3 separate regions of the Homo sapiens genome follow, and all the other regions are linked to region 1. Evidence: chromatin contacts called from ENCODE Hi-C or POLR2A ChIA-PET data. All regions are on one chromosome and are shown on one strand. Each heading gives the region's core, a stretch centred on a gene start or an enhancer-like site at or near the end of the contact. The rest is flanking DNA. Distances are from core to core; before and after follow the strand shown.

The links. A loop is a pair of places that touch in the nucleus more often than their neighbours do. ChIA-PET counts read pairs that join two places held with the same protein, here RNA polymerase II (POLR2A). Pooled maps may share reads with other maps.
Region 2: a loop to region 1 is called in a pooled map, with 6 times the contacts of the local background. The contact joins the promoter of RTN2 here to the promoter of GEMIN7-AS1 in region 1. A Hi-C loop is called at or near these places in 1 of 168 maps with a recorded cell type or tissue (GM12878), 5 of 37 single-sample maps with no recorded cell type and 11 of 50 pooled maps. POLR2A ChIA-PET finds 5 or more read pairs at or near these places in 3 of 52 experiments (HEK293T, activated T-cell and naive thymus-derived CD4-positive, alpha-beta T cell).
Region 3: a loop to region 1 is called in a map with no recorded cell type, with 13 times the contacts of the local background. The contact joins the promoter of ERCC1 here to the promoter of GEMIN7-AS1 in region 1. A Hi-C loop is called at or near these places in 2 of 37 single-sample maps with no recorded cell type and 6 of 50 pooled maps. POLR2A ChIA-PET finds 5 or more read pairs at or near these places in 1 of 52 experiments (activated CD8-positive, alpha-beta memory T cell).

What each region holds. Positions count from the first base shown.
Region 1 is chr19:45,088,671-45,091,995 of GRCh38, reverse strand. GEMIN7-AS1 (GEMIN7 antisense RNA 1) reads left to right here and starts at 1,605. Exons shown (of 2, transcript NR_134887.1): 1 at 1,605-1,927. It overlaps GEMIN7 (gem nuclear organelle associated protein 7), which reads right to left. Exons shown (of 3, transcript NM_024707.3): 3 at 478-1,889. The coding sequence starts at 1,881. The coding sequence ends at 1,486. RefSeq lists silencers at 262-446, 2,147-2,320 and enhancers at 555-604, 215-1,209, 1,210-2,205.
Region 2 is chr19:45,495,339-45,498,663 of GRCh38, reverse strand. RTN2 (reticulon 2) reads left to right here and starts at 1,617. Exons shown (of 11, transcript NM_005619.5): 1 at 1,617-1,872. The coding sequence starts at 1,839. PPM1N (protein phosphatase, Mg2+/Mn2+ dependent 1N (putative)) reads right to left here and starts at 221. Exons shown (of 5, transcript NM_001080401.2): 1 at 1-221. The coding sequence starts at 191. RefSeq lists a silencer at 1,409-1,718.
Region 3 is chr19:45,422,400-45,425,724 of GRCh38, reverse strand. It overlaps ERCC1 (ERCC excision repair 1, endonuclease non-catalytic subunit), which reads left to right and starts at 1,808. Exons shown (of 10, transcript NM_001983.4): 1 at 1,808-1,944; 2 at 2,344-2,455. The coding sequence starts at 2,351. RefSeq lists enhancers at 1,080-1,374, 1,623-1,672, 1,733-1,822.

The DNA of each region.
Region 1 (3,325 bases), core at 356-2,855:
TCAACAGCTCTCTGTATCGGGGTAGAGTTGCATAAAATACAACTTAAATTACAATGCTAAAATAAATATGAGCCCATGAGCGGTATCATAGGCCTGATTTTAAAAAACAAAACCTAGGAGAAGGTAGAAATTCCAAAGGCGAGAGACGAATCTGCCAACCTAAATCCTGGGTGACAAGGCTGGTGGATCACCGAGGCAAGAAAGAACCAGCGTGAGCTCAAGCCACACCCCTAGGCTCAGACCCAACGCTTGACATTCGCCGCCGCACTTTCGCCACGCTTGCCGAAGCGCACCCGGCTAACTAGAGGAGGCGGGGCTGAAACCATAAAAGGGAACTGGGGCGGAGCGAGCTGCGTCGTCGCCAAGGCAACTCGAGAGCTAAGTCCGGGCCTCGGCGGAGCCGGCGCTGCGAATGGACTGATGGCCGCTGAGGCTGCTCCTGGCGCGGTTCATCATCGGCCGCCGCACTTTCGCGACTGAGACGAAACGACACTCACCTTTACTTAATGGAAGGCTTCGCTTACATCCTGAACTTAAAGGAACTACAGAAAGGGACAGAAACTGCTTTCTTTTTAAACAATGCGCTGAAAGGTTACTAGTGATAGGAGGCTTAGTGAAGCGCGTGATGTGAACGGCCACGCTGCAAGGCTGGAGAGAAAAGAGGAGGGAGTGAAGTTGCACCCTGATCGCGAATCCTCGGCCTTTTATCAGGGGCGCCGCCACTCGGGGTCCGACCATTCGCCTCCAACGAGGGGACAGCGAATCTGCTGTCGTGTGCAGTCCACAGCAACCACAGGTGGGGCAACAGGAGGAGCGCTTGGGCACGACCACGTGACCCAGCACGAGCCACCGCCCGCCCCAAAATGAAATCAAATCCTAATCTCCCAATCCCGGCATGCCGGTCACTCCAGCCTTTCCAGGAGACTTGCGGCCGTGCAGCCCCTACACCTTTATCTGGACTCCTGTCGTACTTGGCCCAGCTCCACTGGATTCAGCCCTTGGATAACCACCCTACCAGCCCCTAAAGATGACTCCATCCCCGTCGGTATAGTTAATTAAAGAAAAACAGGAGTCGAATTTTCCTGGGGTAACTGGTTCTTTAGCAGGAGGGGAGCACTGGGGAGTATCTTCAGGGTGGCTGGACTTTGCAGCCTCTTTAATAACTTCCCCCTGTGCAGGTTGTATCCTTTATCACCCCACCCCGATGCCCCGGTCTTCAGGAAATGGCAGCAGGCCCATATTTCTGTAGGGTTCAGAGTTCTGTGAGGTAGAGCATTCCTTCCAATGGGATCTTAGAATTCCTAGAGTTGCAGAATTTTACTGACTAGACCCAGGAGGTCTCAGGAGTCCAGACTTGCTTAAAGCTTGGCTCAAAATTCCAAGGGAGCTCATAACTCCATGGGGCCCAGAGTTCCTGGCTCGGGAACATTGGGAGGCCTGGGATACAGTGCCTTAGCCTCAAGCAGAAAAGTGAACACAATATCTTTATGGCTTGAAGGTATATGAAATAATGTCACTACATCGGAGCAGCGCCTCTGCTTGCACACCTATGGGAGTCTGCAGCTGTGACACGTAGAAGTTGGCCACATCCAGGTCGGTGGCTCCAAAGTGGGCGGCCACACGCACACCCTCGTGCAACGTGAAGCTCACCTGATGACCCACCATGGCCAGCAGGCTGCGGAGGTAACGCTCCCGAAGGGCGGCTCGTGCCCGCTGCTCCTGGGATTCCAGGGATTCTTGAGCTATGGGACACTCCTGGATTTCAGGAACCTCTGGCCTCAAGGGGGCTCTGCGTCCATCAGGGGCAAAGCCACGGCTGAAGCCATCAGGGCCCCGGGGCAGCCGGAGCACAGGCACGGGAATGTTCACTGGAGTTTGCATTGTCTTGGCTGTTGAGTGAAGAAAAAGAGCAGGAAGTCATTACATGGTAAGCATGGGGCTAATGGAGGAGGGAGGAGTGGAAGCAGAGGCTGGTCTACCAGGCAGCTCCACTGCACCTGCCCCAGACTGATCCACCCTCCTAAAATCTGTGCCATCGTCCCCCAATGGCTTGGATCAGAAACAAAAGTGTCACATGCACAAAAACATGAGCCCCGTGAAGGCAAGGACCTTTGTCTGCTTTTATAATGTTTTTATCTCAACTTATAGGCAATAAATATTTGCCAAAAGATGAACCTGGCCAGGCATGGTGGCTCATGCCTGTAATCCCAGCCCTTTGGGAGGCCAAGGCAGGAGGATCACTTTGAAGCTGGGAGTTTGAGACCAGCCTGGGCAATATAGCGAGACCCCATTTCTAAAAATATATATATATATTTTACATTAGCTGGGCTACTCAGGAGGCTGAGGGAGAAGGATTAGTTGAGCCCAGGAGATGGAGGCTGCAGTGAGCTGTAATTGTGCAACTGCACTCCAGCTTGGGTGACAGAGTGAGACACTGTCTCTAAAAAAAAGAATAAACCCCAGCTTTCTCTCACACACAACCCACCCAATCCATCAGGAAATTCTATCTTCTAGATAGATTCCCACTCACACATGAGCTAGCTTGAAAGGGCTCCCAGTGGCCAAATCTGGAATTATTTGAACAATACAATAATGATAGTTACAGATTATAACCCACTGGATAAAACAGAAATCCAGAATCCATACCAATAATAAATAAATGAATAAATAAGGAAGAGAAGGAAAATATAATCCTTACTGTAGACTGGCAAGTAAATAAATATAAAAGGAATAGATGCAAAAATGTGTGGATAGGGCCGGGTGCGGTGGCTCACACCTGTAATCCCAACACTTTGGGAGGCCAAGGTGGGCGAATCACTTGAGGTCAGGAATTCGAGACCAGCCTGGTCAACATGGCGAAACCCCGCCTCTACCAAAAATACAAAAATTAGCCGGGTGTGGTGTCATGCGCCTGTAGTCCCAGCTACTCGGGAGGTTAAGGCAGGAGAATCATTTGAACCCAAAAGGCGGAGGCTGCAGTGAGCAGAGATCGCACCACAGCACTCTAGCCTGGGCGACAGAGTGAGACTCTGTGTCAAAAAAAAGAAAAAAAAAAAAAAGCATGGATGGGAGTTTGATGAAGTATAAGGTATCTACATAGTCTTAACAGACTTATAAGATATTCATTCACTGTAAAGGGCAAACACAAATTTATACTGGAGGAACCTGGTATGCACCCCCTTAACTTAGTGATCAAAGCCAACATCTCCAGGAATGGGACACTAAGAAGGCAGGGCACCACTTCTGTGCTATTCCTTTTCTTTTTTTTTTAAATTTTAAAGAGACAGGGTCTCACTATGTTGCCGAGGCTGGTCTTGAACTTCTG
Region 2 (3,325 bases), core at 368-2,867, 410 kb before region 1:
CCCCCAGACGCCTCGGCACCCCCGTGCGGCCGCTGGGCGCGGCGCGGCGCTGTCAACAGAGACCGAGGCCCTTCGGGGGCCCTGCGCCCCGCCTCCTCCTCCTCCTCTTCCTCCCTCCCCTCCTTCTCCCTCTCCTTTTTCTTGCAAGCGGTCCAGAGGAGACGCTGCAGCTGGCGGGCCAGGACCGCCATCCTTCAGCCCTGGGATCAGGAAGGCTCCACCCTGTACACCTGCCCGCCCCCTCCATTAATCCCCTCCGCTGTGAGATTTTAAACCATCTAAATCTCCTTCCTGTCCTTTGACCTGCTCTTTAGGCGGGTCACTAGAAGGAATTACACTTCTGGGTCTCCTGTTTCCTGCACCTACAAAGCGGGGTTTGGGATCTGAATCAGGAAAAAAAAAGAAAAAAGATAATACTGTACCAGTGGCAAACTATTACATAGTACTAATGTGTCACACACTGTTATACATCATCATCTCCAGTTTACATATGGAAGAAGAAACAGAGTCACAGAAGTAACCGGTGTTCCAGGGAAACTAATTCTAGAATCTGTGTTCTCAACACAACACTCAGTCCAAGCTCCTCCCACCTCAGTGGTACAGCCCCCAGCCTCAAAACCTGTAAATACCATACTTGGCCGGGCGCGGTGGCTCACGCCTATAACCCCAGCACTTAGGGAGGCCGAGGCAGGCGGATCGCTTAAGCCCAGGAGTTTGAGACCAGCCTGGGAAACATAGCGAGACCCCGTCTCTACAAAAATTAACATTTAGCCAGGCGCGGTGGAACACACCTGTGATCCCAGCTACTCAGGAGGCTTAGGTGGGAGGATCACCTGAGCCCGGGAGGTCGAGGCTGCAGTGAGCCGTGATCGTATCACTGCACTCCAGCCTGGGCAACAGAGCGAGACCCTGTCTCAAAAAGATATATATATATATATATATATATATATATATATATATATATACATATTTTTTTTTTCTTTACTGTTTTTAGTTCGACCCCTCCCCTCTGGGGCTTCGCTTATTTTCTCTTCCAGGCCCCGCCCATCCAGGATTCAGGCACACAGCTCCAGACCCTTCTAATTTTCGCAGACCTGGAATCGCCTGGAATCCGACCCCACCCAGTTATATTTGAATAATTCCCTGTTGCTTTAGCCCTGCCCACGTTTGAGCTCCTCCGCGTGCCCCAAAAGTTTCTGAATCGTTTCATTCGGCCCCCTTTCTCGCTCCCTCTGCAAATCTAGGCTCGGACCCTACCTCAGAGCATTAGAATCTTTCCACCCCCTCCTCAATGGCACCCCGAGCACCACCCCAACCCACCCAGGGATCCACGCTCTCATCCTCTCTGCCGTGGCTCGTTCACCATCCTCTCCCAAGTCCCTCGCCAGACTCCAGGCCTCCTTCCCTCTTCCCCTAAAGGCTGCGCCCTCTGCGATCTAGGCCCCGCCCTTCAGGCCGCTTTCCCCTCCTTCCTGGCTCCGTAGCCCACCCTCTTGGTTCCGCCCCTTTAGTAAGAAGGCCACGCCCCTCCGCCTGATCCTCGGCGTTTCCCCGCCCCTCACCCTCCCTCTGGTACCGCCCCGCCCGTCTTCTGGCCCCGCCCCCGGCCGCGCGCTGCAGTGCCTTCCCCACCTCGGCCCCGCCCGCCCCCGCCGAGCCGAGCACCAGGGCGGCGGCGGCGGCGGCGGCGGCGGCGGCGGCTGGAGCAGCCCGGGAGGAGGAGGCGGCGAGAATGGCAGCGGCGTCGTGGGCGCGGCGGAGATGAGCGCCCGCGACCCCGGGCCCAGGGCGGCACAGCCGGAGTGGGCGGGGGTCCCGATGCAGGCCCGAGGGGGGCCATGGGGCAGGTCCTGCCGGTCTTCGCCCACTGCAGTGAGTAGAGGAAGACTGGGGCCTGGTGTGGGCCCCAGAGGTTCAGGTGGGGTACTCCCCGGTGTCCCCTCGGCGCTTGCCCGCAGGAGAGCCGGGATGGGGGGAGGAGGCATAGGAGACAAAGGAAGCTCTCCCCTCCCCCGCGCTCTGGCGGCGACGGGGGTAGCCTGACCCGGAGGACCTGGACGAAACAGGGCGGAGGTGAGGGGGCACTGAGACAGCAGGCGGGGGGCGCGCTGCGCTCTGGGACGTACCGCCCGGCCCCGCCCGGGAGCGAGGACGCGCGCGGGGAGCTGTCCCCTGGCTCTGGTGCTGGCCGCAGCTGGCGGGGAGGGGGTTGAACGGAGGGTAGAGCCAGGATGGAAAACAGGGGTCTGGCTCCCAATCACTTGCCTTCGCATCCCATCCCCGTTTTCTGTCCAAGAGGCAGCCCCGACCTCGCCCAAACTGTCCAACCCTGTCCCGGGAAAACAGCCATCCGTGGTTTGGGGGCAAGGACTCATGGGTTCTTAGCGGTCTTTACCACTGGTTAATGGTAATCCTGGGGAAGACCCACACCATTCCAGGCCTCCTATTCCCCAGCTGAGGAAACGAGGTGAGGGCACAGGGCGTCAGATTTCAATTTCCAAACCGCATTGAGCATCATCTATGTGCAAAGCTCTGAACTAGCTCTAAGGGGCTGGATTCCCAGCTGAAAACGCCTAGCCTCACAATCTCTGAGCTCACAGCTATAACAGTCCATGTCTACCGTTCTCTGTCCCACACATGGGGGTTCTGACAGCTGGGGATTTCAACACCCTTAGATCTAGCCATTTCCATGTCTCGCGTGTCCAGATGCCAAAATTCTAAGAATTGGTGATTTCAGCATTTTCGAGTATCATCCCAACATTCTATGATCTTGTCGTTAACTTCAGATTACAAAGGGAGGACCACCTCGTCTGTCTCTCCCCACCGCCCTTACCTCTCTGTTCTCACCTCCCACTCCTCTCCTCCTCAGTCACTCTTCTCCAGTCATATCTTCGCACCTCTCAGTTCCTCAGATGCCAAGCATGGTGCCTGGCTCAGGGCCTTTGCACTGGCTTTCTTCTCTACCTGGAAGACGTCCCTGAACATCTGCATGGCTTCCTCACTTCCTTCAGATCTCTGCTCAAACGTCATCTTATCAGAGAAGCCTTCTTGACCACCCTATGAGAAACAGCACCCCTTCACTTTCTCTTCCCCTACCCTTCTTTACTTTGCTCCCTATGCTCATCTGCACCCGACGTCATATATTCACTTGTTTATTGTTTGTCTATCCCAAAGAGTGTCAGCTCTAGGAGGGCAGGGATTTTGTCTGTTTTCTTCACAGCTGTATCCCCAGGACCTAGAACAGTGCCTGGCACATAGTAGGTGCTCAATAAGTGGTTGTTGAACGAATGAATGAATTGAAACCTCCTAAGATTCCTACTTTGAA
Region 3 (3,325 bases), core at 559-3,058, 330 kb before region 1:
ATTGGTTACATCACTCATAAACAACGACCTCGGTGCACTTTCAAAAATAAATCTTGGCCAGGCACCGTGGCTCATGCTTGTAATCCCAGCACTTTGGGAGGCTGAGGTGGGCAGATCACTTGAGGTCAAGAGTTCGAGACCAGCAGGGCCAACATGGTGAAACTCCGTCTCTACTAAAAATACAAAAGTTAGCCTGTAATCCCAGCTACTTGGGAGGCTGAGGCAGGAGAACTGCTTGAATGTGGGTGGCGGAGGTTGCAGTGAGCCTAGATTGCTCCATTGCACTCCAGCCTAGGCAACAAGAGCAAAACTCCATCTCAAAAAATAATAAATAAATAAATAAATCTTACATAGATTAAAGCCAGATGACCTGCTCATTCTAGGTCATTACTGTTTGGGACCGTGTCTGTGTCCCTCACTGAACTGTAAGCTCTGGGAGGACAACACGGGGCTTTTATCTTTTACGTAGATAAAAGAAATGATAGAATATATCATTATAGCCGTGCACTGTAATCCCAGCACTTTGGGAGGTCACAAAGTGACCTCAGGATCAGCTGAGGTCAGGAGTTTGAGACCAGCCTGGCCAACATGGTGAAACCCCGTCTCTACTAAAAATACAAAAAAAAAAAAAAAAAAAAAAAATTAGCCGGGCATGGTGGCACATGCCTGTAATCCCAGCTACTAAGGAGGCAGGAGAATCGCTTGAACCCGGGAGGGGGAGGTGCAGTGAACTGAGATCGCGCCATTGCACTCCAGCCTGGGTAATAAGAGCGAAACTCCGTCTCGAAAAAAAAAAAAAAAAGAAAAAAAAGAATTTATCATTATGACCCTGGGTTATGGCAGGGCTCTTAACACACCAAAAGCAAAAGTCAGAACGGAACAGATTGATAAATAGTTGCGCATAAACACAAATAACTTCTGTGCCAAAAATAACTAAAGTTAAAGCCCAAAGTAGAAACTAGGAGGAAATGTTTGCAATATGGGTAACTAAGGATTAGAATCAGAATCCATAAAGTACCCCTAGAAATTAATAGTAATAAAAAAGCCATACAACCCATTTTAAAAATGGACAAGGAATATGAGCAAGCAATTCACAGAAGACAAAATTTACAAGACCAATACTTTCACAAAAAACATTCCATTTCCTTAGTAATCAGAGAGCTGCAAGTTAGAACAGTGTGATACTATCCTTTCAGGAAGTGACTAATACTAACTCATCAGCCAGGCCCCTGCTCAGATGTCCCTTCCTCCAGGAAGCCCTTCCGGACTCCGGGGCTGAGTCAGGCGCTCCCCCTGACCCCCATCCCACGGCTCTCCCGGGATCTCCCATCCCAGACCTGCCCATTCTGGGTCAGCACTGGGAACGTGTCTGTGTCCCTTACTGAACCGTAAGCTCCGGGAGGACAACACGGGGCTGTCGTTGGTCACTGCTGTGTCACCAGCACGGACTCGCACAGGACCGGGAAGAGAGGAAGCGCGTGGGGGGAATAGGTGTGGAATAAATGAATGAATGAGGAAACTGAAGCCAAGTCAATGTCTGAGTTGGATTCAAACTTAAGTCTCTCCTTACTGAGAGGAGGGACCAAGTTGGATCTCCTGCGATCTGTTCTCCACTGAGCCCTGCCAGGATTCTGGGCACACAGAAGCGCTCAGTAAGGGCTTTGAAACTTAACAGTTTGGGAGCCAGATCCTCAGGCCACATCTCTCTCCTCCCACGACCTCCGCGGTCCTCCAGAACCATAGAGAGTTGTACAGAGATCGCCCTGCTCTATGCTCTACTCTCCTGGGGAGCGGGGCCAGAGAGGCCGGAAGTGCTGCGAGCCCTGGGCCACGCTGGCCGTGCTGGCAGTGGGCCGCCTCGATCCCTCTGCAGTCTTTCCCTTGAGGCTCCAAGACCAGCAGGTGAGGCCTCGCGGCGCTGAAACCGTGAGGCCCGGACCACAGGTGCGGGAGGCGGAGACTGCGGGTGGAGATTGGCGCCGCGGAAGCCAATCATTGCCGAGTCTGAGAGATGGACAAGGCCAGGCGTGGGGAGGGCGTCCAGATGCTAGCCTCGGGGGCCGGACGAACGGAAGGCGGGGGATGGTGGGGACGGAGCCAATAGAATCCGGTGGGGGCGAGGGGCGGAGCGATGGGACTTGTGGACCTGTAAGGGGCGGGGCGAGCCGAAGGTGGAGGTCAAAGGGGCGTGGCGTTACAGAGCCTCTAGCGCTGGGTGTTGGGGACCTGACGCTATGGAGCTCTCGGAGTTTTGTGGGGGACGGCTGTGAGTGGGGGGTTCCTGCTGCGGGATGAGAACGTAGACGCCAGTGGCTCACTCGCTCCTGGCACCTTCCCTTTCAGGCTCCAGATGGACCCTGGGAAGGACAAAGAGGGGGTGCCCCAGCCCTCAGGGCCGCCAGCAAGGAAGAAATTTGTGATACCCCTCGACGAGGATGAGGTCCCTCCTGGAGTGGTAGGACAAGGAGATGCGGGGCCCCTGGGAGGCTGGGGGCTGTTAGGACGAAGAGGATAGGATGGGGCCTGTGGGACCAGGGTGTGGGTTAGTGGATTTGGGGGCCACGGACGACTTGGGGAAACAGTCCTTGGTCCTCCCCAGGTCCCAGTTTCCCCATCTGTGAAATGGATGGGTGGTTCTAAGAGAGGGCTAAGGCAGAGGCCAGACACTGGCATTCAGCAGGTAGCCCCTGATGTGTTTTACGAGGCCAGCACCCTGATTTTTCAAGACATGAATTTATTGCTCGTGTTTAAGAATCGCCAGGTTTTGCAATCTTAAAAAAATCTACACTTTAGACATATTTTGGTAAATGGAAGGACCTGGCAATATTGAAATCTCCTTCCCAAGGGAAAACAATCGACGGGTGATGAGCATTGGCTATGAAGAAAAGGAAAGTGGGCTAAGGATGTAGGGCATGATGGGGGAGAGGACCTTCCTACTCTATTTATTTATTTATTTATTTATTTTTTTGAGACAGAGTCTCGCTCTTTTGCCCAGGCTGGAGTGCACTGGCACCATCTCGGCTCACTGCAACCTCTGCCTCCTGGGTTCAAGCGATTCTCCTGCCTCAGCCTCCCGAGTAACTGGGATTACAGGAGCGCGCCTGGCTAATTTTTGTATTTTTAGTAGAGACGGGTTTCACCATGTTGGTCAGGCTGGTCTCGAACCTCAAGTGATCCGCCCACCTCGGCCTCCCAAAGTGCTGGGATGTACAGGCATGAGCCACCATGCCTGGCCCCTTCCTACTTTAGATAGGAAGGTCAAGGGAGGGCCTCTCTGAGGAGGTGACATCTTGGTAGAGACGTGAAAGAGGTGAGGGAGTGAGCC